2 separate regions of the Homo sapiens genome follow, and region 2 is linked to region 1. A link is an interaction called in ENCODE POLR2A ChIA-PET data of the cell type or tissue named here. Cell type or tissue: GM12878. All regions are shown on one strand.

What was found. ChIA-PET counts read pairs that join two places held together with the same protein. Peaks named below come from ENCODE experiments on the same cell type or tissue, not always from the same donor. Only the 100,000 strongest peaks of a DNase experiment are listed, where the experiment ranks them.
Region 2: POLR2A ChIA-PET joins it to region 1 with 5 read pairs; 1 of 35 experiments calls an interaction of 5 or more read pairs at or near these places.

The regions. Positions count from the first base shown.
Region 1 is chr10:56,480,821-56,483,320 of GRCh38, reverse strand. No RefSeq gene overlaps it. Among named protein-coding and RNA genes, the nearest start is that of ZWINT, 120 kb to the right of the region's middle. In GM12878, no CTCF peak of the experiment used is centred here; a DNase peak (open chromatin) is centred at 1,470.
Region 2 is chr10:56,633,162-56,635,661 of GRCh38, reverse strand. No RefSeq gene overlaps it. Among named protein-coding and RNA genes, the nearest start is that of ZWINT, 270 kb to the right of the region's middle. In GM12878, no CTCF peak of the experiment used is centred here; a DNase peak (open chromatin) is centred at 1,411; H3K4me3 peaks cover 492 bases; H3K27ac peaks cover 710 bases.

The sequences.
Region 1 (2,500 bases):
GCATTGTAGCATTAAAAACAATCTAGGAAGTTCTTTCTCTACCTAACTCAGATACTTGGCAATTTTTCCAAGTATATTCTGTATGTGACTGTTTTCCTGCCTCTGTATCCTGAAACAGACTAAAAAGTGTTTTTCAGATTATCCCTAAACTGGCATTGAACCTCAACAAATCACTGAGGTGTCTGTCTCTATCCTTCCTGTATTAATAAGAGCACCTGCTCTGACCCAGACATTCTGCATATATTGTTTCATTTAATTTTTCTCATAATACGAGCATGTGCCAGGATTATAACTCCTATATCTGAGACAACAATACTGACTTTCATAAAAGACTACTAAAATTAAAAATAATTTTCCAATTAGACAAGGGGAGAGATACTGATGATGAACTAATGAAGATACTTACGAAGAAGTGAAGGAAAACAGCTATTTCTTTACCTATATTTAATTTCAATTGGTTCTGGAACTTTTATGTTGAAGCTGAACCTTTTGCCAGGAATTTAAGAAACAAAACACACTTGTATTTCACTATTAGATATCTATGCACTTCAGGTAACCACATCAAAAGTCTTACGCCATATGAAAGGACCAGATATAATAGAATACAATCAAAATTTAATTTTATATTCCATAGTCACAGATCTTTAGCTCCAGTCTGATGGATCCCTTTAATGAACATTTTACTTCCTATACTCCATCTCAGTATCTGCTTCTGAAAATTCAATTAGTCAAAATGGGTAACGAGCCAATGATTACAGAACTGACTTGTCCAGCTCTTAGCAAGTACTTCCCTTTAATCAGTGTGAAAAACAGATCTCTAAAACCTCCCCTATTATTGAGATATAATTAACATACTGTATAGTTAACTCATTTCTAGTGTTCAATTCTATGATTTTCAGTAAATTCATAGAACCACAATCAATTCACAGAATTACAATCAATTTTAGATCAGTGCCATCATCCCAAAAGAAACTTCGGACTCTTTAGTTATCATTCCCCTACTTCCCCCATCCCCAACTCCTGGGCAATCATGAATCTACTTTCTATATAAGATTGACCTCTTCTGGACTTTTCATATATATGAAATAATACAGTAACACAGTCTTTTGTGACTGGCTTCTTTCACTAAGCATAATGTTTTATACAGTCATCCAAGTTAAGCATGGTTCTTCATTCATTTTTATTGCTGAGCAATATTTCATTGTATGGATGGATACACCCCATTTTTTAATCCATTCATCAGTTGATTAACATTTGGGGTGTTTCTACTTTCTGGCTATTATGAATAATGATGCTATGAATTTGTACAAGTTTTGTGTGAATGTATTTTTTCATTTCTTTGGGGAATATATTAGTTGGTGCAAAAGCAATTGTGGTTTTGCCATTACTTTTAATGGTAGAAACCACAATTACTTTTGCACCAACTTAATACATAGGCGTGAAATTGCTAGGTCATATAGCAACTCTGTGTTTAACTTTTTGGGGAACTGCCAGGCCGTTTTCCACAGCAACTAAGCCATTTTACATTCCCACTAGCAGAAGATGAGGGTTTCAATTTCTCTACATCAACAGCAACTTTTTCTACAGCAACTGTGTCATTTAACATCCCCACTAGCAGTGTATGAGGGTTTCAATTTCTCTACATCCTCATCAATGCTTGCTATTTTCTGTCTTTTTGATTATGACATCTTAGTGGATATGAAGTGGTATCTCATTGTGGTTTATATTTTCATGACACTGATCGCTACTGATGTTGACCATCTTTTCATGTGTCTAATGGTTTATATATATATATATATATATATATATATATATATATATATATAAAGGTCTCTATATTTATAACTCTGTACATATATAGATCTTCTTTGGGCAAATGTCTGTTCAAATTGCTTGCCCATTTTTAATTGGCTTGTATTTTATTTCAAGTTTTCTATTTTCCTAACCACTAGATTACTGGGGATAAATTGTCCTTTTATTATTGAGTTGTATGGACCATTTGTATATTCTAGATGCTTTTCTAACATACATGATTTGTAAACATTTTCACCCTTCTGTGGGTTGTCTTTACTTCCTTGAGGGTGTCCTTTGAAGTATAAAACTTTTTAATTTTGTTGATGGCCAAGATACCTATTATTTTTTCTTGTCACTTGTGGTTTTGGTGCCCTGTCTAGGAAACCATTGCCTAATCCAATGTCAGGAAGATTAATGTCTATGTTTTCTTCTATGAATTTTTATAGTTTTGGTTCTCACCATGGTCTTTGATCCATTTTGAGTTAATTTGTGTATATTTTGTAAAGTAGGAGTCCAACTTCATTCTTTTCCTTGTGTATATCTATTTGTTCCACTGCTGATTACTGAAAAGATTGCTGTTTCCCTGTGGAATTGTCTTGGCATCTTTTTGAAAGGTCCCTGGTTCTTACTGAATATTTTTTCCTGGGCCATGGTGTTATCACTGGGAAGCTTACCTTAAAAAAAAAAAAAAAGGAAAAAAAAGAAA
Region 2 (2,500 bases), 150 kb before region 1:
TTCCTCTATCTTTTACCCTTTTCCCTGGTCATCATCATATTCCCATAAGATCCAAAGTGTTCTTTTTTTATTTTTATTTTTTGCCTTTTCAGTCCTCCTTATAAGAGAATTAAAATAATATTAATAGTTTGCATGGCCGGGCGTGGTGGCTCACGAATGTAATCCTAGCACTTACGGAGGCCGAGGCGGGCGGATCACCTGAGGTCGGGAGTTGGAGACCAGCCTGGCCAACATGGAGAAACCCCGTGGAGAAACCCCATCTCTACTAAAAATACAAAATTAGCCAGGCGTGGAGGCGCATGCCTGTAATCCCAGCTACTCGGGAGGCTGAGGCAGGAGAATCGCTTGAACCTGGGAGGCGGAGGTTGTGGTGAGCTGAGATCGCCCCATTGCACTCCAGCCTGGGCAACAAGAGCAAAAACTCCGTCTCAAAAAAAAAAAAAAAAAAATTGCTTGCATTAGGGTTTTTGTTTTTGTTTTTGTTTTTGTTTTTTTGCCTAATATTAAACCTAATGGCAAAAACTGCAATTACTTTTGCGCCAACCTAATAATAACTGTAATAACTCTAGCTCACCTTCCTCAATCAAAATTAGCTAGAAAAATCATATTCTCCCTTCCTGACTAAACGGAGTAACTGAAATATCTCATGCATATGGCTGGCAAATGGCTTTGACTCTCATTTTGTCTCAGATCCTGTGGCTTGCCACTTCTTCATAGACTATAATCCATTCCTTTTCTATGAATAATTTTTTACTGAGATGGCTTGGCCTCACATATGTTGACATGTATATTAGGATGACATGGAGCTTTGCTATTCTTGAATTTTGCAGAGCTAAATGTAGGCTCCCATTCTAAATGTGATGTTACTAAGAAGGTAGGTATCTTCCTTTATCAGGTGTGGCCCCTTCATGTGCTTTTCCTACCATTTAATAGAGACCCAGAGACACAGTTCTTTGACACCACCTTTCCTTTATCTTCTTGTGTCCAAGCCTTTTTTACAAGTCACTATCAACTGGGTCAGAAGACAATCTGAGTGACACACGCACACAAAAGTACTCAAAATTGCCTCTCCCTTTCAACCGTTTTTTCCATTGTTTGTACCAGACTTCTGAAATTTTCTCCCTCCGCCTGAGTTCCTGCTTTATTAGGTAAACCTTTCCGAGGGGCTAAGTGGTAGTAAAATCAGCCCAGTTGTCCCATAGAGCTGATGTTTATGGTTCATTCTGAATAAACATAGAAATTTACCTTCCAAGTCTTAAAACTTGAGAAAGTTGCATTTGTCTTTTTAGAGTTCCTATCAGGCCTTCTAGAGAGTATCAAGGAACTGAAACTTACCAGATCACTGCATCTAGACAATGAGACAGCAGATGGCTCACCTGTTTTTACTGCCTAAACAACCACCTGCTTGCTATTGACCAACTCCTCTCTTCCTTACCACTTCCTAATTCTTGTTTTCCCCACATGTAATTACATTTCTTTCCTGATATATGAACCTCTCATTTTAGTTGTTAGAGAAGACGTACTTGAGACTGATCTCTTGTTCTCCTCAGCTGCAGCACCCAATTAAAGCCCTCTTATCTAGAGATACTCTTTGACTTAGTGATTGGCATTGTGTGTACTGAGTAGCAGGACCTAGAATGAACCCCTGGCATTTCTGTAACAGCAGCTCTTATTGATTTATTAATTAGAGGTATTTTTCCTGAAGGTCTCATCTTGAGTGCTGGTGAATCTGGTTGTTTCTATGCAACTCCTTGATGGAAAAAAAAAAAAAAAACCTAATGACATGCCTGAAAATTGAGTTTTAACATTTTTATTCTTTTCAATTAATTCAGTAAGTGGGCAGTTCTATTATTGGGATAAGTATTAGATACATCTGATTATGCTATGGTTATAAAGCTTGAGTGATTTCTGTGTGAAACTCTCACAGCGCAGACATTGCTAAAATATGAACCAGGCCACTTTGCCAATTATTGAACTATTTCCATGAGCTTTATGTAAAACTAATAGATAAAATTCCATGATTTTAAATTGTCTATCATACCATGTAAAATAAAATAAAATTATTTTAAATTCAAATAATATTGTAAGTAAAAAAACACACTATTTTATAAGCCCTTATCATTTATACTGTTTTTGACCATCACCTTTAAAAGAATAACTGTAGGCCAGCCTTATTATTCTTCATATTGCTAATAAGAAAACATGGGACACAGAGAAGTTAAAGGAGACACCTCAGATCACATAGAAATTTAATGGCAGAACTAGAACGGAGACTAGTGTTTCTGAATTTCTAGCGTCTTCATTTTTGGTCTATGGAGGGGTGCTGTTTCTTATTAAAAAGGACAACATAGTTATCCCATTTATTAATTAGCCTGCTATAACTTACATTCTAACAGATTCAATTTGGAATTTCTCATGGATTAAATAAAAAATGTTACTTAACATAATTTAAATTATCTATTAGCAACTTTGAGGGTGTTGTTTCCTCAAGTCCACAAAG